Linked DNA regions of Homo sapiens: region 2 is linked to region 1. A link is a loop called in an ENCODE intact Hi-C map of the cell type or tissue named here. Cell type or tissue: HepG2. All regions are shown on one strand. Each heading gives the region's core, and the rest is flanking DNA. Links, peaks and the distances in the headings are about the cores only. Region 1 holds the start of LINC01331 (long intergenic non-protein coding RNA 1331). Region 2 has its middle 46 kb from the start of LINC01331.

Region 1 (15,153 bases), core at 3,606-8,605:
CGGCCATTTTCCCATCTCTCTCCTCCTCAGGCCTCCCTACTCCTTGACACAGAACAATATTGAAATTAGGCCAATTAATAACTCTATAAAGGCCTCTAAGTGTTCAAGTAAAAGGAAAAGTCCCGCAACTCTCATGTTAAATCAAAAGCCATAAATGATTAAGCTTAGTGAGGAAGGCATGTTGAAAGTTGAAACAGACTGAAAGCTAGGCCAAATGATTAGTCAAATTGTGAATACAAAGGAAAAGTTATTGAAGGAAATTAGAAGTGCTACTCCAGTAAACACACAAATGATAAGAAAGCAAAACAGCCTTATTGCTAATATAGAAAAAGTTTGAGTGTCTGGATAGAAAATCATACCAGCCACAATATTCACTTAAGCCATTCTATGAAGGCTGAGAAGTGAGGAACTGCACAAGAAAACTTTGAAACCAACAGAGGTTGGTTCATGAGGTTTAAGAAAAGAAGCCATCTCCGTAATATAAAAGTGTAAGGTGACGCAGCAAGTGCTGATATAAAAGCTGCAGCAAGTTACCCAGAAGATCTAGCTAAGATCATTGATGAAGGTGGCTACACTGAACAACAGATTTTCAGTGGAGATGAAACAGCCTTCTATTGGAAGAAGATGCTATCTAGGACTTTCCTAGCTGGAGAGGAGAAGTCAATGCCTGGCTTCAAAGCTTCAGAGGACAAGCTGACTTCCTTGTTAGGCACTAACGCAGATGGTGTCTTTAAGTTGAAACCAATGCTCATCTGCCATTTGAAAATCCTAGACCCCTTATGAATTATGATGAATGTACTCTGCCTGTGCTCTGTAAGTGAAACAACAAAGCCTGGGAAACAGCACATCTGTTTATAGTATGGTTTACTGAATATTTTAAGCCCACAGTTGAGACCTGCTTCTCAGAAAAAAAAAAAAAAAGATTTCTTTCAAAATATTAGGGCTTATTGTCAGTGTACTTAGTCATCTAAGAGCTCCGATCAAGATGAACAAGGATATTAATGTTTTCATGCCTGCTAACACAATATCTATTCTGCAACCCATGAATTAAGAAGTAATTTCAACTTTCAAGTCTTACCATTTAAGAAACACATTTTATGAAGCTATAGCTGTCATAGATAGTGATTCCTCTCATAGATGTGAGCAAAGTAAATTGAAAATCTTCTAAAAAAGATTCACTATTCCAGATACCAGTAAGAACATTTGTGATTCATGGGAGGAGGTCAAAATATCAACATTAACAAGATATTGGAATAAGTTGATTCCAACCCTCATGGATGACTTTGAGGGGTTCAGGACTTCAGTGGAGGAAGTAACTGCAGATGTGGTGGAAATAGCAAAACAACTAGAATTAGAAGTGGAGCCTGAAGATGTGACTGAATTGCTACAATCTCATGATCAAACATGAAAGAATGAGGAGTTGCTTCTTCTTACAGATGATCAAATAAGTAGTTTCTTGAGATGGAATCTGCTAGACCTGGTGAAGATGCTGTGAACATTGTTGAAATGACAGCAAAGGATTTAGAGTATTACATAAACTTAGTTGATAAAGCAGTGGGAAAGTTAGAGAATTGACTCCAAGTTTGCAAGAAATTCTACTGTGAGTAAAATGCTATCAAATAGCATCATATGCTACAGAATAATCTTCTGTGAAAGAGTCAATTGATGCTGCAAATTTCATTGTTGTCTTACTTTAAGAAATGGCCACAGACCTCCCAATCTTCAGCAACCAACACCCTAATCAGTCGGCCACCATCAACATCAAAGCAAGACCCTCCACCAGCAAAAAGATTACAACTTGCTGAAGGCTCAGATGATTGTTAGCATTTTTAGCAATTAAGTATTTTTTCATTAAGAGACGTACATTTTTAGACATAACGCTGTTGCATACTTAGACTATAGAATAGTATAAACATGACTTCTATATGCACTGGGAAACCAAAAAATTTGTGCGACTCACTTTATTGTGACATTTGCTTTATTGCATTGTACTGAAAATGAACCCACAGTGTCTCTGAGATATGCCTGTAATAGAATCTGAAAGTGAATTTACTATAGGGATTGTGGCCTGGGCAACGTGGCAAAACCCCATCTCTACTAAAAATACAAAAAAATTAGCCAGGTGTGGTGACATGCACCTGTAGTCCCAGCTACTCAACAGGGTGAGGTGGGAGAATCACTTGAGCCAGGGAAGTTGAGGCTGCAGTGAGCCAAGATTGCATCACTGCACACTGACCTGGGCAACTGGAATAAGACCCTGTCTCAGAAAAATAAAAATAAAATAAAATAGGGATTGTTAGAACCATCAAGGAGAAAAAGAAAGGAGGAATATTCATAAAAATGAATAGTAAATTGTGAACGAAAATAACTAAAAAATGAAACAAGAGCAGGTTGATATTAAAAGGGACAAGTTGGAAATTCTGGTAATAAAAACCATAGTATTTGAGTAAAAAACTCAATAGACAGGATTAACTCTGTCTTGGGTATAACAAGACGGAGAATTAATAAATTAGAAGGTTATATAGAGGAGCTTACCCAGAATGAGCAATAAAGAGTTAAGGAAGGGGAAAAAACATGAAATAGCAATTCAGAGACATGGAAGACATATTGAGAAGATCTAACATATGTCTAATAGGAGTTCAAGAATAAAATAGGGGAAAATATCTGTGAATCAATAGTCAAAGAGATACTATAAACTTTTCAGATGGAAGAAAATGATATATGTTCTCAGAAGAAAAGGTTACATACACCAAGTGCCAAAAAGAATACATAGTAACGAACCTATAACAGGAAACATTTTTCAGTGAAACTACTGAACATTGAAGGCAGAGAGATAATCTTGAAAGCTTCCAAAGCAAAAAGACAGCTGCCCTGCAAGGAAAAGACAATTAGACTAACTCTCATCTACAATGGGTGCCAGAAAACAGCAGAATAATCTTCTCACAGCCTTGAGGAAAACCAATTATCAACCAAGGCTTCTATACCCAGGTAAACTATCATTCACAGCAGAGTAAAATAAATCATTTTCAAGAAAAAAGACTGAGTGTGTTATCACTCACATGCTAAGCCCCAAAATTGAGAAATCATTGATAAATATGATTAACTATTTACTTTAAGTAACTAATGTGTGTTTTTAAAAGGTAAATCTAAAAACCTAGATAGCAATACTATGGGAGTGGCATTCAATGAATAGAAAATGCATGGTAAGTTCCTTAACCCTTTCAGGAATATAGAGATAGTTAATCATTCTACATTTTGTTAGAAATTTTACAATAAATATGCATGAAAATTTAGAGGTAATCTCAGAAAGTAAAAACTATAAAATAGAAGGCAGAGTCTTATAATGAACAGTCTTGAAAAATCTGTAGAACAGGACTTGAGTTGTGGAGATAACGGTTCAGTAAAGGCTGCCCATGGCCTGAAAAAATAAAATTTCCCAATATTTTTTCTTTGCTACTAAAGAAGAACTTAAGCACTAAAGAATCAAATGCCATGAAATTGAATTCAGATACAAATTTAAGTTTTTGCTTTTTAGTAACTAAAGGATTTAAAAGAGAAATTTAACATGGCCTCAACTCCTAAGTCGCTATTGATTATCAGATACAACATTTATGTAAAAAACAACTTTTTTCCTACTTGACCATTGATGAGAAGGTGCCACCTGATTTCCAAAACGTTAACATTTTAAATCGACAAAATGTATTAACTTACTTGACTTTGAGCCAAGTAAAATTGTTCTCAAGTGCCTTGGACTCTTCCAAGGAAGCTTATTAAAATGCAGATCCTGGGGGCACTCTAAGAGACTCGGATTCTGAAGATTGGAAAAGGCTAGAGATTTGCATTTTTAACAGATAGTTCTGACACAGATGATGGGAAGACTGCAAATTTCTGAAATGTTGACTGAGTAAAATCAAAATAGTAATAAAATTAGCCAGGCAGCCCTGAGGGAATCTTAACAGCAAACATAAAAATTGAGCCACCCATTCTGAAAGACATCCAGGTTGGAACTAGGAAAATTCTAATTAATGAGTTAAATACTTGTTGAATCCTAATCTAGAAATCAAAAGACCTGGTTTCTGTTCCAGTTCTGCTGGTAATTAGCTTTGAGACTGTGGGAGAAGTAGGGGGATTATTTTTCCTCTCTGGGCCCAAGTTTCCTCATCTATAAAATAAGGTTAAATTATTCTCTGCCAGCTTTAATGTTCTTTGGCTCTGTGAGTTCACATAATGGGATTGTGGGCCAGTAATTAATCTAATCTTTATAGATTCTTCGAAAGAAGCCCCCCGCCTTATTTCCCCAGGAGATGGCAGTGGGAAAGTACAGCATAGAGAAACCACATTAATGCTGCAGAGAGGCAGGTTCTGAGTGAGACACCAAATTGACCCTCAATATCTGACCTCCACCTTCCCCGTTACAAAACTTATTCTTTAAAAGCTTACCAAACGAATACAGCAAAGGATGGGTAAAGAAAATGCAGTCAATCTCTTCTAAATGCAAATTACCTTGGCAATTATGCAAGCAATTTAAAATAACAACGAGTTGCAAGCAAGAACAACAAAGATTTGATTCCCAAGCTAGAAACTTTCAATTCAGCCGAAAGCTACAAATCCTGGGAAATGCAGGCCCCCAGAACTGCATGGATGGTGGTAACAGAGACACGTAACAAAACAAACTTCAGAGAAAAACTAGACTTACCTAGTTCTTCTAAGAAAAATAGAGTTTTTCTTTAAAAGCGGTCTTTTGTGAGGCTTGGATTCCTCCAGCAATGAATGTAGAGCCAAGCTGTGAACCCAAAGACTGGAGCCCTACACACCTCCCCAGCTTTTACTGTAGAAATCTTTATTTGTTCTGGAATCTCTTTTATCAACACTTCACTTACTCCTACAGTGTGAACTCCAAACAGTCCTGTTTAAGAAACTATCTGCAAATACCAGAATGGCTAATCCTAAAAATAAGGTGTTAATTGGTCTCTTGGTGATTCCAACCCCAAACATAATAAACTAGTATTTCTTTTTAAATGTGGGGGTTTTGCCCCACTGCTAGTCTGAAGTACTGGGTCTTTCTTTTTCTGCTGCTTTTCAGCTTATGTTTTAGGTAAAAATAAAGAAAAAAGAAACTAGTAAGAAATACAGTGAATCTTTGTCTCTCTTCATCTGACAGTAATTATAGGATGTTAAACCCAAAGTAAAGCAGGTCATACTGTATCTTCAGGAGGAGCCAAATTAGGAGGCAAGCTTGTCATTCCTGAAGTCTTCCTTATGGACATAGGAATCCAACAATTTAAAAAAAAATTTTTTTAGAGACAGAATCTATGTCACCTAGGCTGGACTCAAACTCCTGGGCTCAAGGGATACTCCCTCAGCCTCCCAAGTAGCTAGGACAACAGTCAAGCAGCACCACACTGGACTTCTCAGGAATCCACCTTTTTTTTTTTTTTTTTTTTTTTTTGAGACAGAGTTTCACTCTTGTCACCCAGGCTGGAGTGCAGTGGCGTGATCTCAGCTCACTGCAACCTCCGCCTCCCTGGTTCAAGCAATTCCCCTGCCCCAGCCTCCCGAGTAGCTGGGATTACAGGCACAGGCCACCATGTCCAGCTAAATTTTTTGTATTTTTAGTAGAGACGGGGTTTCACCATGTTGGCCAGACTGGTCTCGAACTCCTGACCTCAGTCAATCTGCCCACCTCTGCCTCCCAAAGTGCTGGGAATACAGGCGTGAGCCACCGTGCCCAGCCAGGAATCCACTACTAAATAATAAACACCTCTTAGTGCCTCTGGCCCAAATGCCCAGTTAACTGTGGCCCAGTTTCCCTGGGTGTTGGCTGAGTGTTTAGCTGGGGCAGAGAGCCAATCAACAAATTAGGGGCATTGATCCTTTTTATTATCTTTGTTTTTATCTCTCACTTCTGACCTGCAACAACATCCCATTGTCAGCTCAGATTCTGGAGCGTTTAAACCCTTCCCCTGCCACTGAGAAAGCGTTTTTCTAATGAGGAAGTAGTGTGACTGCAGAACGGTGGTACAGTAGGAGGGATCTCCCCCGGTACCCATCACGCAGGGACAGACTGGCTCTGGGTTCTACTCCTAACTTCTCTCATCATTGGTACTACTCTCCACGACCATCATTTCAGAGAAATTTCTCTGCTTTGGTATATACAGGAATTTGACCTGGGATTTGTGTGAAATATTTACATTGTTTTTCATTTGGGTAGATGGCCTCAGAACAATGCAGTTCCCAATTTCCTTGTGCTGTTCTCCTTTGCTTGCAAGCAGGACAGGAGCAGAGAATTAGAGGAAAGGATTTCACTGAGTGGCGTACAGTCTTTCCTCCAAACTTTCCATGGCAAACACAGTGTTGATCTATACTTGTGAGAACCTCCTGGGGCTGCATGTACTTCCTAATGGGCCTGGCTGCCAAGTTGCCTCTTGTGGGACTGACCTGGAGCCTCTAGAGCAAGGGTCAGGAGACAGGATGCAGGGTTTATGTCACTGTCCGAACTGGGAGCACAGGCTGAGCTGCCCTACAGTGGGAACCGAAGGCTCAGACATTACTTCACATCTCAGCAGAATGATGCAATGATAGCTCTGCTGCAAGTTCTGCTAAACAGCTCAATGTTTGGTTCTCCATCCTCAGTAATATTCTTGTCACTGAGCCAATGGCCTCATCAAAGGAACTAAGCAAGGATCCTCTAACAGCCTTTTTTCAGTTATTGGTAAGAACAGTAATAATTGTGGGTTCCCTATAACAAGCACTGTGCAAAAGCCATAAAAGGGAAAAATGGCCCTGTTTTTCCAGCATCACATCTTCCTAAAGATTAAGTATTTCTATATCAACCATTCAACCATTCATTGAGCAGTCTTCATGAGCATGGCAATATGCTGGGTGATGGGTTTGCTGGTGAATGAGTTCAACTCATCCCTGCCCTCAAGGAACTTACAAGACACCATAGAGGACAGATGGATGCAGAAAAACTAGATTGTTCTAAGTGCCATTGGGGAGACCTAGAGCCACATGGAAGGCAAGTCCATTTCTTTTTTTTTTTTTTTTTTTGAGACAGAGTCTCACTCTGTCACCCATGCTGGAGTGCAGTGGTGCGTTCTCAGCTCACTGCAGCCTCTGCCTCCTGGGTTCAAGCAATTCTCATGGCTTAGCCTCCCGAGTAGCTGGGATTACAGGTGCATGCCACCATACCCTGCTAATTTTTGTATTTTTAGTAGAGACAGGGTTTTCCCACGTTGGCTAGGCTGGTCTTGAACTCCTGACCTCAAGCAATCTGCCCGCCTAGGTCTCCCAAAGTGCTGGAATTACTGGTGTGAGCCACCACACCCAGCCAAAGGCAAGTCCATTTCTAGCTGAGGAGGGGCAATCAGGAGTTGGGCTGTGTTGAGTTATCCTTGTGCATATCTTGTACTCAGAGCTTATTTATCTCTATTAGAACCCAGCAAGCCTGGTGGTGTAAACGTCATCTCTTCTCTATATCAGAATGTAATGGAATAAGTTTTTTATCTAAAACCTCACTTGGTGTAGCCTTTATATTATTTCCACTGTGATAGATGAAAGAAAAAAAGAGCAGTTTAGAATGATATCTAATAATAAACCTTACTGGTCATTCAAGATCTAGTGATATTCATTTGAAATCTGAAAAGGATTTCTGCCAGAGAATCAAGGCCTGAGGTTGTCTTCATTTCTTTACCATAACTCCCCTGCCTCCTTCTATCAGCAACGTACTCTCAGCACACCCCCAATTTCCTCTTCCCACTGCCTAAAACCGCATCTCCCAAAGACGTAACCTGGCAACCCTACCCAAGAGGCCCTTCCCACCACTCACCTGTTCTTTCTCTACAAGAGCAGCCTATCTGTTTCATTCATGAAATATATCACCATTTGTAATGTTTCTTTCTTTTTTTTCTTTTTTTTTTTTTTTTTTGAGATAGAGTCTTGCTCTATTGCCCAGGTTGGAGTGCAATGCCACGGTCTCGGCTCACTGCAACCTCTGCCTCCCAGGTTCAAGCGATTCTCCTGAGTAGCTGAGTAGCTGGAATTACAGGTGCCCGCCACAACGCCCAGCTAATTTTTATATTTTTAGCAGAGACAGGGTTTCACCGTGTTGGCCAGGCTGGTCTTGAAGTCCTGACCTCAGGTAATCCTCCCACCTTGGCCTTCCAAAGTACTGGGATTACAGGCATGAGCCACAGTGCCTGGCTGTAATGTTTATTTTCTTATCGGCAATCTTCCAGAACACACTGTAAGCTCTTTAAGGACAGAAGATAGCAGATGTGAAAAAATTGTTGCATGAATAAATTAGCAAATAAATAAGTAGTAGCACTATTACTTTAGGAAAGTCCTCATAGCGCTCTAGACCATGGTCGCCACACCCGTCAAATAAAAGAACTCACAAGGATCCAGGCTGAATATTCTATGATTCTAGGACTTGGTAAAATCAGCACTAGTGCTTCACCAGAAAATGCGAAGCAACCCTGACTTCAAGGCAGTTTTCCTAGTAGAAAGACATAATAGGTAATGGATGGAAGGATGTTCGGCATTCTTATCCCACTTTATAAAAAATGAAGACACCTAAATACATTTTGTGTATAAAAAGAGGCTCCTCCACACATGCAAGTAGATTGATTCAACCTGTGTCAGCAGCCAGGGGCCCTGGAGTCAGCCCCTCCACTGGAGGACACTAGCAAGAAGATATTTGCAAACTACTTTTTCTGATGGAGTCAAGAGAACCTCTGGTCTAACCCATGAGCTTGCATTAGTGCCTCAGCTCAGCCTAACTCCAGCACCATCTTATAGATCCTGAAAGTGGGTGGTCTGGAGCTCCGCTTCTAAACTTCCTCAGATTCAAGCAAATTCCACATTCATTTGAAAGACAGAGGCCAGAGGGATTGGCTGGATCAGGGAGGTTGGTAAATACAGTGCCTTTTTTTTTTTTCTTTTATCAACAGGAAATACAAGCTCCAGTTCTGGATGAAAGGGAAAAAAAAATCATTGAAAGTAATTTATATCTGAAACTGTTTAGTAGTGTCATCCTAATTTACAACAGAACCAATTCCAAATTAAAAAAAAAAAAGTCTTTTTCTGTTTCCTGTTAGCAAAGAACATGGGGTTATTTAAAAAAAAAAAAATCCACTGGATTTTCCCAAGTGTTGATAAGGTCTGGAATCCTGCAGATCTCATGAGAAGAATTCAAAACTCCTAATTAAAAGTTTTGTTCTCACAGTCAAATCTTGAAACTGTGCCGTTTGGCTTCACTTCTCTATGGTTAATTCATTTTGATCTTCTTCCAAAAGATAAATTGACAATGTGGGATGAACCATTATCAGAAGCTTATTAATTATTATTATTTCTGGTTTTGAAAGGAGAAGAATTTTGCTGTAACATACCTCACCTCATACGGAACCCAGGGCTATGAGTGAATACATGTTGAATGGAATCTTTCCTGGATTAGTGACAATTGTTCATCTCTGGGGCTAGCCAGGTAGGGAGAAATTGTTTATTAAATAGATTACACAATCTATTGGGCTCAGGTTGAATATAGTGACAGGAAACTGAAAATAGTCCTGACATTGGATGACTTGGTGTTTTTCGTAATTTTAAACAGATAATTCAGATGCTGGTGTTTTGGAAGGCTGCCCAAGATCTGCTCTCCATATAAGCAAACTATAAAATGCAAACTAGGGCTATGACAGCCACCTACCTCTTTCCCTGAGGCAGACTTCATACTTCCTGAACCAAAATACTTGTCTGACCACAATACTGAATATTTGGAATTGGGACTGTCCCAGAAATCTGGGACATATATGGTAAGGACCTGAAGCCTGTAGTCAAATTGGAGTTTTCTTAGATGCTTGGTTAAAATTTAAATATTTTCAAGTCCAGTCCATTTATAACTTAGTGTACTAAGTTGTACTCAAAAAAGATGTACCAAAAAAAATGATGTACTCAAAATGTACACATTAATGCAGTGGTGGAGTTAGCTAGGTAACCTCCTTTTGTTAGCAAAAATGAGAGTCTTACTTCTGAGATCTTCAGAGACCATTTGGAAATTTCTGGAAGGGAAATGGCATGGATGCCCTTTCTGCTACCAAGACTGTCAGTAGTTACACAAAATTATATTATTAAAAGTCCCCAGATGGGAAGTGGCTCATGCCTGCAATCGTAACACTTTGGGAGGCTGCGGTGGGAGAATCATTTGAGTCCAGGAATTCAAGACGAGCCTGGGCAACATAGGGAGACCTCATCTCCACAAAAAATTTAAAAATTAGCCAAGCATGGTGGTGCACACCTGTGGTCCTAGCTACTCAGGAGGCTGAGATGGGAGGATTGCTTGAGATGGGAGGTTGAGGCTGCAGTAAGTCGTGATTGTACTGGGGCACTTCAGCCTGGGTGACAAAGCAAGACCCTGTCTCAAAAAAAAAAGGTCCCTTTTCCCTATTAAACAGTACATCTGTGTTTGGAAAGCTTTGGGTAGAGGACCCAGGTAGGAAGGCCATCCTTGTGCCCAGGTGGCAGCAGCCATTGAGGGTCTGAGGGAAGTCCAAACCAAAGGTTAGCCCAGGACCATTCTCCTCAGAGACTAGAAGGTCTCTCCATCTTAGGACTGAGGCTACCTGAAACAAGGAGGAAAGGTGATGCTGAATGGAATCCGTGTTAATCAAGAGAAGGGCCTTTCCTGTGGTTTATGCCTCTCTTCATTACTCACCAGCAGGCTCTGCTGGCGCCTGAAGCCTCTTCCAGTGTTGACATCCTTTTTGGCCATTTCTAGCAGTGTCTTTACAGAAAACAGGGTGGGGGAAGACATAAGAGGCAAAACTCAAATAGCCTAGTTTTCCCAACCTTTACAACTAAAATATTTTTCTGAACAAAAAATGGGAAAGTCGTGGCAAATAATCATGCCTGATAGTTCTGTTCCCTTTGCCCATGCGTGACTGAAACTGAGCCAGAAGGATTGAATTTTCTTACTCTATTTTACCTTTTTATATATTTTTTAAAATCATATTTTGAAGGCACACAGGAGCTTTTCTTTAACCCAAGAGTGGCACCCTGTTATAGATATTCTCCAGTGACCCAACTCCCATCCCCTCGCTTTTCTATAAAAGGAGCCTGGAGTTATAAGAAAGACAGGACAGCCCTCCAAACCAGGACGTCATGGAGAGGTCAGCCCACCCAAAGAAGATGCAGCACATGCAGGGTGTGGAGAGGGAAGTTCACGGGTGACGGGAGACACTGCCCTACGCCGCTAAATCCCTGCAGCCTCCTCCCCCTCATCCCTGTAAAAGTGAGTCAGAAGAGCTCACTTGTCAGACTCCTCCCAGCCCAGAGTTGAAACAAGCTTTCCCCCACTCCATGCTCCACAAGCCACAATGCTCCAAGCCTCCTCAAATTCATCCATGAAGCTCTGTGGGGCCTGCAGGCAGGCACATTCCAAAAAAAGACCTGAATATTTTATTGACAGTGGAACCCTAATTAGGTGGTTTCTATAGTCGCCGATTTCTCTAGCACTTGAAGGCAGAAGTCAGCGTTTTTGTCCCCTTCTAATTTGCCCTCTCTACCCCTCACACTCCAGACCCAGGGCTGCTGGCACCCCTGCTGAGAAGAATAGATGGGGAAGAAATATTTCCGGGATTAGTCTCATAAATCTTTCACTGGCTTCCCTGGAAATTCTCTACCCTTGAGCAACGGGGGTGTGGGGTGAGGGGAGGAGTCAGATCACTCCTGACTCATTAGCGTGTTTCCACGATGTGCCAGCTAGATCATCTAAAAATTATTCAGCTGCCCAGGAGGAAAGCCTTTTTGCCAAACTACAGGCTTATTCGAAGAACTTAATGCAATCCTCAGCCCTGGCATCCAACCACAAAGCCCAGCAAGCTCTTCAGAGAGCCATTTCCTGACCCCAGAGGCAGTCAGTGACCCCCTGGAGTGGATTTTTACATAGAGATACTGTCCTTAGCCGCAAAGCTTTCTAAAGAAGGGATTTGGGAAAGAAAATCTATTGTGTTGTTGGCTTTGTGCGTGTCTGAAAGAAGAGAAGTCATAAAATCTTTGTGTTCTTGATGGAGTGAGTTCCAGGAAATATTACCTTTCCCTTATCAGGTCCCCATGAATTGAATCAGGCTGATAACATAGCCTTCAGGTTTCCACGTGTGCATTCACCACCTACATTTGCAAAAACTCTTCCTTTTTCTGTTTTGTCCTCTCTCATATCTAAAAGATTTTATCAGCACTTTCTTGCTGTATCTGTGTCTGTTTTCAGTCCCTTGTTGGTGTTCTACGTGGTATGTCCAATTTTATTAATAGCAGGAGGCCGGGTGTGGTGGCTCATGCCTGTAATCCCAGCACTTTGGGAGGCCGAGGCAGGTGGATCACTTGAGGCCAAGAGTTCAAGACCAGCCTGGCCAACATGGTGAAACCCTGTCTCTACTAAAAATACAAAAAATTACCTGGGTGTGATGGCACATGCCTGTAGTCCCAGCTACTCGGAAGGTGAAGGTTGCAGTGAGCTGAGATCGCACAACTGTGCTCCAGTGTGGGTGACAGAGCAAGACTCTGTCTCAAATAATAATAATAATAATAATAATAATAGCAGAAGTTACCATTTATTGAATGCTGACTGTGTCAGCCACTGTGACCCTACATACATTTGTTCATTGATAACTGTTTGTTCATTGCAAAGTAGATCTTTAAAAGCCTATGATCCAAATGAGGAAACCGAGGTTTAGAAATATAGCTAGAAAGTACTAGTCAGGACTCAGAGCCCGCGCTGTCTGACTCCCAAGCATTTTCTCTCAGCCACTTCACTGAAACACAGACAGCCCGGGAGATGTGCATTGCTTTAGGTTAACACCCATATCCAGGCACATGCTGCAGAGCCTGAACGATGTCCTCACTGTCACCTCCCCAACCCTCTGAAGATGGTGATGGAAATGAGTGAGCCATGACAATTTCTGCAGAAAGATTCTAAAGTGTTGTCAGAAATCTTGAGGCCAGGAGCATATCTAGCTCCCTAACCCACAGCAGGGTGTTAAATAGGTTCCTGATGACATGCTTTTGATAAAGAAAGAGAGTTCCTCAGGCAATGGAGACTGGAGATCAGTGAGGGGAGGGGTGTTAGAGGAGCCCCACAGGGAACAGAACCTGGGGTGCTATCGCAGGCAAGAAGACAAGTCAGAAAGCATAGACCTAGCACAATTATGAACAGAAAAGGCCATTGTTTGGTAGTCTGAGGTTTTGTAGAGGGTCAAAATTGTAACAGAAGTCCCTCTGCAGTGAATTTTGGACTCCAAAGCTCTTTAGGATTCTCTCTTCCCCAATACTAAGTCTCGCAACATGGGCTGAAAAACTGCTAGAGTCAATGAAGTCTGACTTCAAAAAAATTATTGGAGCTAATTAGAAAAGGCTTAGTTTTGACATCTTCAGTCATCTTTAGTCCTTAGTTTTCCCGCTGATCAAATATATCCATTCATTCCAATCTAATGAAGGCCTGCTGTACATAGGGCTTTTCCCTAGCACTGTGAGAGATGCAAAACATATTGGACACGATCCCTAACCCTGAGTTGCTTGCTCTCTAGGTTGCAAAGCAAGAAATGTGCACATAAAAAAGGTGAATAAAAATATTTCAGACGCCAAGCCGGGCACGGTGGCTCATGCCTGTAATGCCAGCACTATGGGAGGCCGAGGCGGGCAGAACACAAGGTCAGAAGATTGAAACCATCCTAGCTAACACGGTGAAACCCTATCTCTACTAAAAATACAAAAAATTAGCTGGGCGTGGTGGCAGGCACCTGTAGTCCCAGCTACTCAGCAGGCTGAGGCAGGAGAATGGAGTGAACCCAGGAGGCAGAGCTTGCAGTGAGCCGAGATCGTGCCACTGCACTCCAGCCTGGGCGACCGAGCGAGATTCCTTCTCAAAAAAAAAAAAAAAAGTGTATATATATATATTTCAGACACTATCCCCACTTTGAGGCCTAGTAGACACCTTGAACTTTAACATGTCCAAAACAGACCCTGGTTTTCCCAGGATCTTGACCCATCCCTTTCACTGTTCTCCTAATCCTTCTTCAAGGCTCAGTTTATCTCACCCCCTCTATGAAGTCACTATGAGGCCATCAAAAAACACTTTAACCTGTGCCCCTGTCAGGCTTCTGCCACTTTGACCTCAGTAAACAGCAACACTTACCACCCAACTTCCCAAGCCAAGACCAAGACATCCCCACAACTACATCAATCAGTCAACCAGGACCACCATCTTTGTCTTCCAAACATACCCCAATTTGCACCCTTCTCTCTCTCTCTGCACTCACCACCATCACTCACTCAGACCGTTGCAATAGCCTCCTCACTAGGCTCTCTATCTCCACTTGGTTGATCTACCACTGTTTGCCCACACAGCAGACAGACTGATATTTTTAAAGTAAGTTTAAACATATCATTCTTTGGCTTAAAACCCTCAAACGTCTCCCTGTCACACCTAACTTAAATCTAAAACCTGCTACTGGCCAGGCATGGTGGCTCATGCCTGTAATCCCAACGCTTTGGGAGGCTGAGGAGGGTGGATCACCTGAGGTCAGGAGTTTGAGACCAGTCTGGCCAATATTGTAGAACTCCATCTCTACTAAAAATACAAAAATTAGCTGGGCGTGGTGGCAGGTGCCTGTAATCCCAGCTACTCAGGAGGCTGAGGCAGGAGAATCGCCTGAACCCAGGAGGCAGAGGTTGCAGTGAGCCAAGGCCACACCACTGCACTCCAGCCTGGGCAGCAAGAGCGAAACTGTGTCCCAAAAATATAAATAATAATAATAATAAAACCTTCTACCTGAGGCTACCAAGCTGTGCCTTACCAGAGGTTCCCCTGCCCTTGGGACCACCTCTCTCACCTGCCCTTCCTCATCCCCACAGGCAATAGGCTTTCTTTCTCTTCTGGCAACCACTAAGCTTGTTCTATTCTTGAGGCATTCAACTTGCTATCCTCTTTACCTAGAAAATTCTTCCCCAGATCTTCCTAGGGCTAACACATCTTATGACTCAGATCCAGTTTAAATGTTCCCTCTTTGGAAAATCCTTTTCTGCACAGCTAACCCAAAATAGACCATCAAATACTTTCAAGTCCATCACCGTTAAATCTTCATCATAGCACTTATCACTAGATAC
Region 2 (15,153 bases), core at 3,706-8,705, 43 kb after region 1:
TTTGCTACCTTTCTTTGGGTTTCCGATGTGGCCACTTTTGAAAAACGTTCACAGCCAGGCACAGTGGCTCATGCCTATAATCCCAGCACTTTGGGAGGCTGAAGCAGGCAGATCATTTGAGGTCAGGAGTTCAAGACCAGCCTGGGCAACATGGTAAAACTATGCCTCTACTAAAAACACAAAAATTAGCCAGGTGTGGTGGCACATGCCTGCAATCCCAGTTACTGGGGGAGCTGAGGCAGGAGAATCACTTAAACCCTGGAGGTGGAGGTTGCAGTGAGTCGAGATCGGGCCACTGCCCTCCAGCCTGGGTGACAGAGTGAGACTCCATTTCAGAAAAAAAAAAAAAAAAAAAAAAAAAACCAGAAAAGAAAAACGTTCACAACTTTCCCAAGTTATTAGATGACTATAGTGCTTCAAAAATCACTTGTTCAGCAGGTTCCTGTGCAAACCTTGATTTTTAATTATTATAACCACCATTTATTGGGCATTAACTGTGTTCCAGCACTGTGTTAAGCTACATCTATAAAAGTAATAATAATAATTGGTCTTTTCGGTGCAGATTTAAAAGAGATAGCTCCCCATCACAAATAAGAACAACAAGCAGAGAATAGCTCAAAGGAATTAGTCATAGTCCCAGCTGGTAGATGTAATCATGCCAAAGTATGTCAGAGTCAGGAAATGCCACGAGGTTAAGACTACAAAGTATAAAGATGACTATAATTACTCACCTTTAACTGAATAGTATAATTGAATCACATAATTCATTTCCATTATCTGAGTTCCCGGCTTAGGCTCTTTGAGTACCACGAATCAGGAATGACTATGCTCCACTTCACCCTTCGCTAGTCAAAGACTGCCAGGAGGCCCGGGGTTGTGGTATTCAACGTTACAGACGTAAGGCCCTCCTGCCCACCCAGCACTCCAAATATTTCATGACATATGAAGGCTCTGACATTGCAAACCGGACTACGACAAGCCTTTGACTTCTCCGGGTTGTGAGGAGTTTTAGAAAATAACTGAGAAGCAACTTTTTTGAGGATGATGTATTAAGCAGAGTCCTGTAATAGGAAGAACACAGTATTTGGCAATAGGAAATCTGGATTTGAGTCTCCATTCACACCTAACTGGTTTTGGACTTTAGCAAGGCCACAGCCTCTCAGACTCCTGTCTGAAGTAGCTTGTCTTGCAGGTCACTCATGAGGATTACATGAGACGCTACATGTGAAGGCACTTACGGTGGGTCTTAGTGTTTACAGAAGGAAAAGGTAATCATTAACACACGTATTCCACCTTCCATGCTAAGTGTACGCTAATAACCGTGGTTTTTCTGAGCAACAGATCATATTAAATTGAAAAATTAAATTCAGCCGGGCATGGTAGCGCATGCTTGTATTCCCAGTGCTTTGAAAGGCCAAGGCGGGAGGATCACTTTAGGCCAGGAGTTGGAGACCAGCCTGGACAACACAGCAAGACCCCCATCTCTACTAAAATAAAAATATTAGCAAGGCACAGCGGCACATACCTGTAGTCCCAGCTACTTGGGAGGCTGAGGCAGGAGAATCACTTGTGCCCAGGAGTTTGAGGATGCAGTGAACTATGTTTATACCCCTGCACTCCAGCCTGGGAGGCAGAGCAAGACTGTCTCCAAAAAAAAAATAATAATAATTTCAAAATATACTTTATTGTAACAATTATTTCAGGCAAAGCAATCTTCCTGATTTTCTTTAAAAAACATTGCCCTTTACGAGAAATGGTTTAGTCATTTTGCTTCATACAATCTGCTTTTAATCTTTCTCTCATATTCCGTTGGGCCAAACAGAAACTGAAAGAAGTTAGGCAAGCAGAGGAAGGCTAGGCCAGATTCTTGCATTGTTTCAGTTCCACAGAGAGCTCTGAGAATGACACAGATTTAAGATACAGGGGGTGGGAATGAAGGAAAGCAAGGAAGGGAGGGTATTTCCAACTCTGAGAAAATATCCCTAGCCAGGAAACAAAGCCTCAGGCCTCAGATTCCAGAAAGGCACCAGCTTGGTGACAGCCCGCGCCCACTGGCAGCCCAGCCCTCACCTGCACTGCTTTTTCACAAGAGCCCAGTTGGAAAGCCCACGGGTTGGGCCATAGAACTTGGTGCATTTTGCTGCAGCTTTGTGTTTTGGAGGGCAATATCATTCGTGGCCTGGAGGGCAGTATCAACATCAGAAGAGCGTGTTTACTTAGGTGTGGCAAGGCTGGTTTCATGTATTAGATTAGGAGGCAATTTGCTTACCCTGTCAACCACTCTAGCCATCTCTTTGTTTTGGTGTTTGTGTGCCTTAATGTTTTGTGCCCATTGGTTTGTGTGGCTGAAGGGGGATAAGTTGCAGTGCAGGTGCGTAAGAGCGGTCTCTCAATAGATTATTTCAGATAATCTACAGTCATCCCTTGGTATCTGAGGAAGATTGGTTCCAGGACTCCCCACAGATACCAAAACTCACAAATGTTCAAGTCTTTGGCATAAAATGCTATAGTATTTGCATAGAACCCTTGCACATCCTCCCAGTATACTTTAAATCATCTCTAAATTACTTATGATACCCAATAAAATGTAAATACTATGTTAATCATTGTTATACTACGTTGGTTAGGGAATGATGACAAGGAAAAAAAAAACATCTGTACCTATTCAGTACAGAGGCAATTTTTTTTTTTTCAAATATTTTCCATCCATGTTGGTTGAATCGTTGGCTGCAGAACCCATGAATACAGAGGACCAACTGTACTTCAAATGAAATGATCCATTTTTAATATAAAACAAGCTTTTCAGTGGAAAGTAATAGACCATTAACTAAATCGTATGTCTGGTCCTACCAAACTTCTGCTTGCAAGACATTTAGACTACCTTCACATTTTCTGATTTCCACTTTGCTTTGATACCACGAAAATTTTCTTGCCTGGGAACATATATTATACAAGCGGAAAATCAGTCAAGAGATCATTGAATATTAATTCTCTGTCATTATGTGCCCAACACAGATGCCTTAGGAGTTAAACAGAGGCATGCATATGCTCGACTTAAGACACTGTGTCACCAACCTCCTCCCCTTCTTCATCAGAGGCAAGAGAGAGCCCACAGACAGCAAGCAACCCACCCTTGCCCAGCAGTGACAGGAGCAAGCCCCGTGCCCAGAGACTGCTAAGACCAGCCTTATCATTACAACCTTTTTGGAGAATCTTGCTGAAAGGCTGGGCGCTCTGAAGAGAAGCATGGCATCAGTAAGGGACCAGATTGCCAGTGTTTGCGTCCTGGCCTTGCTGCTTACTAGCTATTCCCCTCAGGCTAGTTTCCAATCTCTCAGCACCTCAGCTTCTTCATCTGTAAAATGGGGATAAACACGGCACCTATTTCATGATGTGATTGTGAAATGTCACTGATTTAATACATGTGAAGCAACTAAAATAGTGCCTAAGTTATAGGAAATGCTTATTATTATTATTATTTGAAAATTACACTACTCAACAATTATACAAAAAAAAAAATCTGTTTTTCCCCTAATCTCTCTAAACAAAGGCACTAAAACTCAAAGAGTTAGTAACAGAGAGAAATAGAACTTTGGTGGTCACAGAAACACTCAACATGGTAGCCACAATCCTAAAACTATGTGTAACAGAAGTAAACCCAGATAGAAATAGCCTTCTTAAGGCAGAGTTCTACAAAGGGGATCCCCGGATTTTCATGCTCTGAGCCCTGATACTGACTTTCAACATCTTGGCGTGTCTACCAAATCAGGTACCTCAATACGACATTACCTAAGAGTTCCTTAACTCACAACCCTGTGAGGACAACAAAAGATACTGTTAGAACAACAAAAAAAAAACGCTCTCCATGAGAATTATGCACAGTTTACTTTGCATGGGTACCATGTATGTGTGCATTTTAAATAAACATAAAGTGTGTATAACTGCTTTTGATCTCAGTTTTAATTTCTCTTTAGCACAAAACCAGTCATAATTTCTTCCCTTGTGATAAACAGGATTGATCAAGATGTGGAGCCTCATTTGTGTTTCCCCAGTTGTTCAGACGATGCCTCTCAGTGTGCACCGCCGGCTTCCGGGCCCTTGTTTCCAACCACAAGTAGTCCTTAGTCTTTGTGGCTTGCTAACCCCAGGAATGACAGCACAGTGTTATCGCTTGTACTCCCAGTAACCACTCTCTCTCTGTCTTACTGTATTGTCCAGCAAATGGAAGGTGTGGCAGCTAAACCCCTTTTTAGTCAGAAAGAACCACTTCCTGCTTAAAGTGAGAGCTAAAAGTGAATCTCTCGTTGTACAAAAATATGGATCCGGGCTGGGCACAGTGGCCCACGCCTATAATCCCAGCACTTTGGGAGGCCAAGGCGGGCAGATCACTTGAGGTCAGGAGTTTGAGGCCAGCCTAACCAACATGGTAAAACCCCATCTGTACTAAAAATACAAAAATTAGCCGGGCATGGTGGCAGGCACCTGTCATCCCAGCTACTCAGGAGTCTGAGGCAGGAGAATCACTTGAACCTGGGAGGCGGAGGTTGCAGTGAGTTGAGATCGCTCCACTGCCCTCCAGCCAGGGCAACAGAGCAATACTCCGTCTCAAATTTATATATATATGCCATGATGCTTTCTCTGAAACTTGAAGATTCTTCTGGCCACAGGAGCAGAAAGTCACTGTTTGATTTTGGGGGGCGCAATATTGTACGAGGGGCTTTCATTTCAGGCAAAGTCTCTCCCAACTTTTTCCTTTCCATGCTTACTGAAAAAAGAAAACCACTCCTAGATACTTGCTCCAGATTCTCTGCTGGAACCAGGCCATGCCCAAGCTCTCCAAAGAGCCTCTGTGAAGCCCCGGCTTTCCAGTTTTGAGGACCCTCGATCTTGAGGTGGTCTTCCTACCCTCAGATTTGGCTAATGTGGGAGGCGAGTTGAGGAATTTTATTTAAAAGCAATATTACTGTTGAACCTTGACTACTAGTCATGAACAAGTTTGCCACTAAAAACAGCAACACTGGAGCCCCACCCTCAAGCTTGAGGCCCCAAGCCACATGGCCTGCTCATCCCCTATTTCTCATGTAGGATCTGTGTTTGTTCCCACACAAATAATTCCCCAGAAGCCTGTGTAGCAGAAATGTGGATAACGTAGTAGTTCTTCACATTTGGGGGAACATAAAGGTATTTAAAGGAATAGACCTATTCTCTAGAAAAAGTATACATCACAAAATTTGCATGAAATTTTGAAAAGCTTTGCACCCATCACCTCCACAGCCCTCTTGGACTTTAAGAGATCTGTGGGACCTGAACCACAGATGGAAGTCAGGGTGAAGGATATACGGAAAGTGTTTACTTCCCCAGGGAGAATGGGAAGCCAGCCCCCACCTGCATTCCAAGAAAAGTCTGTCACCCCATCTTTCATACTTGGTTGATTGTTCCTGGGAACCAACTATGAAAGAACTCAGCTCAAGTAGCAGTGGATTGGGTGCAGGGGGGTTTCAGGAAAAGCACCATCTCGAGATCCTTCTCAGGGACTTGCAGTGAGGAGAGGAAGCCTCGAGCCTCTGCTGCCCACCACAGAAGGCTTAAGCTGCAAACCTTGGAAACTGTCAGGCTATCAGTCGAATTCTCATGAAACACATACTCTGCCTCTAGCTGGAACTAGGTGCTATGGGAAAAGGGGCATTTCCAAAAAAATGCATAAGACAAAGTCACTATCTTGAGTAGATCAAAATCTCTTTGGTGATTGCAAAACACACTTCATTTTAAAAAAACAAAGAGCAAAGCCCTATGGTCAGAGGTCCATCATGGTCTAAATCCAGAATATATTATATCTGGAATATATATACCTAGAATATAGACACCTAGGTCCAAGAGAGCAGAAAGGCTTCCCGGAGAGGGTGGAGCCTAAACTGGACTTATTTTATGTTTCCCTCTGACTACTGTTGTCTTCAAAGAACACTGTCTTCTACCCCACCTCCACCTTAATCCACTAGAATCTGTTTCTCAAATATTGTCTTAGCAACCCGTTTACTGATTAACACTGACAAGCCAAACAGGCCAGCATCAATGCTGCCGCCGAACTCTGACCTCTGGCTCTGGGCTGCTTTTCTTTTTTTTTTTTTTTTTCATTTTGAGATGGAGTTTCGCTCTTGTTGCCCAGGTTGGAGTTCAATGGCACAATCTCGGCTCACTGCAACCTCTGCCTCCCAGGTTCAAGCGATTCTCCTGCCTCAGCCTCCCAAGTAGCTGGAATTACAGGCATGCACCACCACACCCGGCTAATGTTTGTATTATTAGTAGAGATGGGGTTTCACCATGTTGGCCAGGCTGGTCTCGAACTCCTGACCTCGTGATCCACCTGCCCAAGCCTCCCAATGTGCTGGAATTACAGACGTGAGCCACCGCGCCCAGCCTCTGGGCTGCTTTTCTAACATCAAAGAGTGTCAAGGTCAGAGGGACTTTAGAGGTCACCCAGTCCAAATTCCCTTCCCCTCCTTAGGAAAGAGACATCTGGGAACAAGTTCTGCAGACTCCCTAGAAGAGTGAACCTAGTGGCTGTGGAAGTCTGGCCAAGAAAATCAGCCTCAAAGAAGCAGAAGCTGTTAGGACACAAAACACACCTGAACAGTCTCACTGGTGTGAGTAAACGCAATCACCTGGGAGACGCAGGCATCATCACACCCAATTGTGTAATTATAGCCACACATTGAATTAACCCTCAATCCAACCCCAAATCACCAGACCAACCCTGTTGTAGTTATCATGCCTAAATCTCCAACTTGGTGTGAAAGTTAGACAGTTTGTACCCAAGCGATCTTAGCCCAACTTAGAACTCCTGGAGAGCAAGGATTGATCTTCATTCATTTGTGCATCTCAAAGCCTAGTGCAAGGTCTGATATTCAATAGACAGCTTAATGTGGCTTTGTTGAACTGAGCTGGATTGTACTGAATGATACAGAATTCATTATTATGAGTCAGAGCAATACAAACTACAGGAAATTTGAGTGACTGGAAAGAAATCAAAAGAGGCGCCGCAGCTGACGCCTATAATCCTAGCACTTTGAGAGGCTGAGGTGGGTGGATTTTTTGAGCCCAGGAGTTCAAGACTGGCCTGGACAATATAGTGAGACCTCTGTCTCTCCAAAAAATACAAAAATTAGCCAGGTGTGGTGGCATGCTCCTGCAGTCCCAGCTACTCAGGAGGCTGAAGTGGGAGGCTCATCTAAGCCCTGGAAGTTGAGGTTTCAGTGAGCCGTAATCATGGCACTGCACTCCAGCCTGGGCGACAGAGTGAGACACTGTCTCAGAAAATAAAAAATAAATAAAACAAAAAGATGAGGAAACCGACTCCCCTCTTCAATTCCCCAATCACCCTCAGGATCCCTCAATCCAGAGAGAAATATCCATTCATAAGTACTGTAATAAAGGCATTTATTCCACTTAGAAATAATATTCATAATGGCCAACGTATACTAAGAGCTCCGTAAATGGCAGGCACTATGCTCAATTCCTTACATTGAATCCTCACAAAAGTCCTATGAAGTAGGTTCTCTAATGATCTTGATTTTGCAGATGAAGAAACTGAGTCTTAGAAAAATGAAGTTATGATCAGTAATTCTAGAAATGAGGTTCGATTTTGTAGAAGTAGAAATTGGACTGGGTTTCAAGGGATGGGTAAGACTTTCACATCAATATGTAGGTAGAAAAAAAAAAAAGCAATGTGAAAGCACACTGTCAGAGAGGTAGGAAGAGGACCAGGACAGAGCAGTGTCACAGCAGCCAAGAGGAGGTGGGGCCTCAGAGAGAACTCACAGAGTTTCAATGGCAGCAGAGAGGTAAATTAGACAAGGGCTGAACTTTCCATCCAATTCGGCAACTAGGTCAGATTTGACCTTGGCAGGAGAAATGGAATATTTGGGATGGAAGTCAGATTGCAACAGCCAGAACAGGAATGAGAGTCGGAGGCCGTCACGAGAGGCCACTTGGTGGACATAGCCTGAGTGATGGGTGCAGAATCAAGGAAGATTCTTTAGGTTGAGACAAACTTATGTTTGATCACAGGTAAGGAGGCAGGAGCCAGTGAAGTGGGAGAGGCTGGGGAATGCAAGAGAAAGAAGGATGGTAGAGATTGGGGGTATGATTTACCTTAGGAAAAAAGGGGAAGGAACATATACACAAAACGTCCTGTACCTGGCCAACCTTCCTCTTCCTGCATCCTATGCACAAATATTTTTTTAATAGGCTTTTCTTTTTTTTTTTTTTTGAGACAGAGTCGCTCTGTCACCCAGGCTGGAGTGCAGTGGCGTGATCCCAGCTCACTGAAACCTCCACTTCCCAGGTTCAAGCGATTCTCCTGCCTCAGCCTCCCAAGTAGCCGGGACTACAGGTATGCACCACCTAATTTTTGCACCCAGCTAATTTTTGTATTTTTAGTATAGACAGGGTTTCACCATGTTGACCAGGCTGGTCTTGAACTCCTGAACTCAGGTAATCCGTCTTGGTATCTCAAAGTGCAGGGATTACAGGCATGAGCCACCACATCTGGCCTAGACTTGATTTTTTTAGAGCAGTTTTAGGTTCACAGCAAAACTGATTGAAAGTTATAGAGATTTCTTATATATCCCTTGTCCCCACACATGCATAGCCTCCCCTATCAATATCCCCTACTCCCACCAGAGTGATGCACTTGTTATCATTGATGAGCCTACAATGACACATTATTATCAGCCAAAGTCAACAGTTTACATCAGAGCTCACTCTTGGTATCATACATTCTATGGGTTTGAACAAATGCATAATGACATGTAGCCATCATTATAGAATCATATAGAATAGTTTCACTAACCTAAAATCCTCAAAAACCCAGAGTTTTGAGAAAAAATTTAGGTTTGTATTTTTGCTTTTTTGAAAAATGGCAAGGCAAGATGCTTATTTGGTCATTTAAAAGTCTCAGATGCTTAGCTGGCTACAGGAAATAAGACACCAGCCTGGTGACATCTGGTCCCGGTTCTGTGAGGCTGGAGTTCAGGGCATCCAAAATACTTGTGCTGAAGGAACAAGAGCATGCAGCCCACTGCCATCTGCCCACTGAGAGTTCTAGGATGGCAAAGAGAAAAGAATTTATCTTTGGCATTCCCCCGATAGGTCTCTCCTCCATTAGGCAACTCCTAAGTTAGGCCAGTTAATCACCAAATCTTATCATCTTGTCCAGGAAAATAAAGTACCCTCAGGGATGAACAACTTGCTTATTCACTGAACATTTCTTAAGCACCACTATATGCCAGATTGTATCAATTTGATACATAATGATCCACTGCCAAAACAACAAATATGTATTATTTCTCACACTTTTGTATACCCAGGTAAAAATCAAGGATTCTGATGAAGGAATAGTGGTGACCCAAAAATGCACCAGAGTGGCTGTTTCTGCATAAAGAGCCTGGAGAAGGCTCTCAAAAGAGAAGCAATTGATGGTGGCTTCAGATATGGGATAGAAGTTCATCAAGCAGCTGGGCACGGTGGCTCACGCCTGTAATCTCAGCATTTTGGGAGGCTGAGACAGACAGATAATTTGAGGTCAGGAGTTCAAGACCAGCCTGACTAACATGGTGAAACCCAGTCTCTACTAAAAATACAAAAATTAGCCAGGGGTGGTGGTGGGTGCCTGTAATCCCAGCTACTCGGGAGGCTGAGGCAGGAGAATCACTTGAACACAGGAGGCAGAAGTTGCAGTGAGCCGAGCGTCTCAAAGAAAAAAAAGAAGTTCATCAGGCAAAAAAAGGAACCAAGGTGATTGAAGAAAAGGAAATAGAAGGTAACATGCAGAGCAATGTGAAACAACAGCATTGATAAATGCCCAGGAAACCAGCATGAGTAGAGCCTAGGGTGAGGTGGGGGCCAACAGGAGATGACAACGGAAAGGTTGTCATCAGATCTTGAAGGATGGTAGGCTATACAGACAAACCTGAACTCTATCCCATCTGCAGTAGGGAACTGGTGAAGGATTTTAAGCAAGGGAGCCAACAAATCTAATTTTGGGGTTTCTGTTTTGTTGTGTGTGTGTGTGTGTGTGTGTGTGTGTGTTTGTTTTTGTTTTTGTTTTGAGATGGGTCTTGCTCCATGACCCAGGCTGGAGTGCAATGGTGCTTTCAGAGCTTACTGCAGTCTCAAACTCCTGGGCTCAAGTTATCCTCCTGCCTGAGTCTCCTGAGTAGTTGGGACTATATGTTATAGGAAAGGGGTCCCAATCCAGACACCAAGAGAGGGTTCTTGAATCTCACACAAGAAAGAATTCAGGATGAATCTGTAGAGTAAAGTGAAAGCAAGTTTATTAGGAAAGTAAAGGATAAAAGAATGACTACTTCTTAGACAGAGCAGCCCTGAGGGCTGCTGGTTGCCCATTTTTATTGTTATTCCTTGATGCTATGCTAAACAAGGGGTGGATTATTCATGCCTCCCCTTTCTAGACCATATAGGGTAACTTCCTGGCGTTGCCGTGGCATTTGTAAACTAACTGTTGTGGTGCTGGTGGGAGTGTAGCAGTGAGGACAACCAGAGGTCACTCTCATCGCCATCTTGGTTTCAGTGGTGTTTGGCCAGCTTCTCTACTGCAACCTGTTTTATCAGCAAGGTCTTTATGATCTGTATTTTGTGCTGACTTCCCATCTCATCCTGTGATTCAGAATGCCTTAACCATCTAGGAATGCAGCCCAGTAGGTCTCAGCCTCATTTTACCCAGCTCCTATTCAAGATTACCCTGGCTGCTCTCAAATTCCTGGCCCCAAATGATCATCCTACCTCGTCTTCCCAAAGTGCTGGGATTACAGGAGTGAACCACTGTGCCTGGCCTAATTTGTTTTTAAAAGGTTGCTCCGGTAATTAACATGGAAAGGCTGGTTTGGAGGTTGGTATACAGAGAAGGTAGGGACTTAGTGAGGAAGATGCCTAGCTCAGGGCAAGCAAGGCAAAGACTGACCAAATTAAGCCAAAGAAATGGAGACAAGGAGACATTTTCGAGAGCTATTTTGAAGTAGACTTGACAATTGGATGCAAAAAGTCAGACAGGGAGAGAGAAAGATAAGGATGACTCCCAGGTTTGGGGCTGGGGTCATGGAAATTAGTCAGGGTAGAAATTGCTGAAAGAGTAGAGCAGGGTCTGAATGAACAGTGATCAATTTGTGGGGCCTCTGGAACATCCTGAAATGGCTGTTCAATAGGTTGTATCAATTGGTTTGGAGCTCAAAAAAAAGTTCTGGGGTGGGGAGGTGGATTTTCTAGCTGTCAGCATATGTACTATTGTAGGGATATTAAAAAGAATAGAGATCTTAACCGTGAATCATCCCAGCTGGCAAAAAAGGAGAAGAAAAAAGTAATTTCTTTTTAAAAAATGAACAATCATTTTCAAATTATTTTCTCTCCCAACAAAGGAATTAGCCAAGGTTTTGTTTCAAGACCAAACAAAAAGGGGAAAGCAATCAGCTTTCTCCATGAATGCAATGGGTAATTCATGAGGCTCTGGAAAATACAGCTGCAGTTTTGCCAATAATTTCTTGTGCCTGTGTAAACAGTACCATATTCTCTGAAGCTTTTCCCCCTTCAAAAAGGTAAACTTTGCATTGCCAATAAGTAGGGGCAGAACAATATAGTCAGCCTCCAAATTCTTTCTGGGTAAGACCATGTTCTTTACAAGAAATTTCGGATATTCAATGAATGGTTACTCCTATCTACCCTGAAGAACTGGGTTAGGAACATATGAGGTACAAGTGACCAAATACAGTTAGCTGTTATTACTTACATAGCTGATGAAGATTGAGGAGGGGAGGGAAGATGGATGCTGGCAACAGATTTCTCACTGTGTCATTTCCCTTCATTGTCTGTCAGAACTGTTTGCTACTGTTTGAAGAGCATTTTGCTACTCACAAAAAAGAAAAACAAAAAAAGTAAGTTTGTCATCAAGTAAATTTGGAGAATGTTGGATACTAGATCCACTCAGAGGATCACAATAGTGAAGGAACTTGTTTACCTTTAAGTCAGTGTTTCCCCCACATTTATTTGGCTAAGGAAATGTCTTTTCATGGAGTTCTTATTAAGGTCTTATGCAACACCAAAATGCATTTTGGGGAACACTGTCTCCAGGGCATTCGGCCACTAAGCTCTGCAGAATGTTACCAGCGCCTCCCACTAGGCACTTCTAGTTGGGCTAACATGGTATTTGTAAAAAGAGGCAGCACATTAACCCTTCCCCACAGACCTGGGGATGGGATCTCAGCTCTAGGCTATCTCTCCCAGTTTAAATTCTGAATTTGAGTGGTCAAAAACAGCTGCCTCCCTTCCCCAAACCTGCTCAGTTTTCCTATTGAAGAGGAAATCTACCATTTCCTGCCCAAGCAGCGCCTCTGGGCCCAGAGGAGGTTTTGGTGGAGTGGACCTTTGACCTGCTGAATTGGGGGTCTGTCTTTGGGATTTTTTTTCCGGGCAGAGGAAAACCTCCTCTTAGAAAAGATTCTTTGTCCTTGAGCAGTGCACCTCTAGGGAAAACCCCAAAATGAACACAGTCAGATTTTTGTAGCCTTATTTTCCATTCTATTCTGTAAGGTCAATAGGAAGTACTTTTTCTTTTTCCTTCCCCCCAACAAAATCCCATTCAGGAAAAGTAAAAATGTTTATGACAGCATATTTCTTTGAGATATTCTATCCTATTTTATATCAGGAAATACAACATCTGCATCTGCTCTTAAGGATTCTCTTTTTATTTCCTCATCACCAAAGATTTTCTTTTTTAGCTAGCATGTCAGACACTATAAATCTGCATGCACTGTAACTTCCGATGATGATGTTGCACCTTTGAAGTAACTCTGTAAGATGAGACCTGTGATGCTGAGGCAAAGTGCTTAGGAAAAATGGGGAGGAGGGAAGGAGGAAGTGAGTGTTGATTGGCATCGAGCTTCACCTATGACAAACAAATAAATAAATAAGCAAATCAACCATTGCATGGACCTCATTAGGAGATTTCTAACAGCTGGAGAAGTAGGCAGAGAGAAGTAGGGGGAGAGAAGTGTGTCAGTGAATCAGAGACTGGGCCTGTGATGGAGGAGAAGGGTGTCATTATATGAATAACTGACTTTTCATTTTCACTCATAACATATAAAATCGTTAGACTGGAACATTCTAATTGGATCACTTCTTGCATAGGTATAGTGGAGGCAGGGAATAATCCTTAATCTTTCTTCTGAGGTCTTTGACTTGTTCATTCAACTTCTCCCATTATCATCCAGCAAGTGCTCAGGCCCAAATGCCTTTTCCCAGGACTGTATGGATAACCCAACCACTGGAGGTGTCCCAGTGGAAGAAGGAAAGTTGACAAGTTATTATGCTCAGGAAGCTCTTTCTCAAGGGTTTATATCAGTTAGGATTGCGTTCAGCTGCAATTAACCAATAAAGTGACTTAAATAAATAGGAAGAAATCTAGAAGGAGGCTGGTTTCTGTTCAGTACCTTGCCAAAGGCAGACTGATGCCTGCAACTTCTATAGCTTTTCCGTTTCAGCGACAAGATGATTATCTCAGCTGTAGACATCACATCTACATTGAATTTTCTCCTTGGGCTTAAGAAGGGGAGGGTAGATCCAGTGTTGCCTTTCCTTTTTATCAGGAAATAAAAATATTTTTCAGAAGCCTCCGGCAAGCTTTGACTTGTAATTCTTTGGCCAAAATCATGTGACGTGGATATGCCTGGCTTAAGGAAGGCTGAAAAAGAGGGTATTGCGCTTTTCCAGCCTGTAAAATGGAGGCAACAAGAAGATTGTGTAGGTCTGATGGCTTGGTCAATAATAAATGTCTGCCACAGAATTATTATTTTGGGATGATCATCCCTGAAATTAGGTCGGGGCCCCATGATGAAATTAGTAAGGCCACATTCTGTACATCACTCACTGCACTCGACCATGTACAGCTGAGCTATGGTGTGAGTGAGTTAATGTTAAGCAATAACTTTAGGCAACAACTTTGTTACCATTTAAAATAAAAGCTTTTAAATTAGTTTAATGGTTTTTTTCAGGACCACTCATGTCTTCCAAAAACCCTCAAGTTTCTTTGGTTTATATCAAAGTCCTATCTAATTTGCTCCCAAGAGGAAACCTACCACAATAGTAAAGTTGTATATTTCCACAGGGATTTTCCCTAAACTGTTAATGAGTTGTGACTTCCTTATATGTACATGCAGACGAGACTGGTGCACCCCAAGCAGGTAGACAGAATTTGAACCAGATGGTTCAAGGAAAGAAAACTGGATTAGCAGATCATTTCAAACACCTCCATGTGTTGACTGAAATCCGTAAGGGGAATGACAAAACATGTACCTTATTTTCTCAACAAACTGTGCACCGCACTGAATGTTAAACATTAAATTGAGAGAGGGGTAGAGCAAACTCTGGTTTTTCTTTCTTTGTCATTAGAACCATAAGCCTAGTTTTGCCTCATTAATGTATCTAGAGAGATTTTAAAAAATAAATAAATAAGCATGGCTCCTTCATAAATTCATACCACTGAAGGACCCTCTGGTAATCCTGCAGCAGTGGTATTTGAATAAATTGGAGGTGGCAAGGGTGTGTCTCATTTCTATGAGTTCCTGGTTTGGAAAGCAAATCTCATTTTGCTTGTTTTTCCAGTTTAAACAGTAAACCGTAGGGTCATTGAAACTGGGGCCGATGCAAATTAAGGCACTTTCCAGCACTCACGCCCCCTCAGCCTCCCACCTGTTTAATTAAAGCCAAATTTGGTTGGGGAGTAAACTGGCATTTACAAATCAGGAGAAAATCTGGTTCCAGTAATTAAAGGGATTTTCTAAATCTTGTCCTCCATGTTAGAACACTCATTTTAATAGTTAATTAAAGACTCTTTAACCATCCTTTGAGAGAAATTTTAAAAAGAAAAGATTAGGGACCTGCCACACAGATACTACAGACAACAGAAACGGAAATTCTTTTTTAAACCCTTTAGGGGAAACTAAGGTCTTCTTTTCCTTACAATGCTTTGGGCATGAAGACTTTTTTTTTTCTCTTAATAAAAGGAGATACTCATTTGCTTTTGTATTGCTGAGGGTAGCCCTGCAAATTTCACAGCTATTCCATAAATATAAGCCAGCTTGCAAGTCA

The links. Hi-C counts contacts between places; a loop is a spot of excess contacts. Peaks named below come from ENCODE experiments on the same cell type or tissue, not always from the same donor. Only the 100,000 strongest peaks of a DNase experiment are listed, where the experiment ranks them.
Region 2: it touches region 1 in a loop (1.8-fold over the local background); 6 of 110 quality-filtered maps call a loop at or near these places.

The regions. Positions count from the first base shown.
Region 1 is chr5:74,531,974-74,547,126 of GRCh38, forward strand. LINC01331 (long intergenic non-protein coding RNA 1331) reads right to left here and starts at 4,800. Exons shown (of 4, transcript NR_197436.1): 1 at 4,697-4,800. RefSeq lists an enhancer at 10,713-11,274. In HepG2, for the core only: no CTCF peak of the experiment used is centred there; a DNase peak (open chromatin) is centred at 6,488.
Region 2 is chr5:74,575,186-74,590,338 of GRCh38, forward strand. No RefSeq gene overlaps it. Among named protein-coding and RNA genes, the nearest start is that of LINC01331, 46 kb to the left of the region's middle. RefSeq lists enhancers at 1,730-1,949, 2,160-2,329. In HepG2, for the core only: no CTCF peak of the experiment used is centred there; DNase peaks (open chromatin) are centred at 5,996 and 6,455.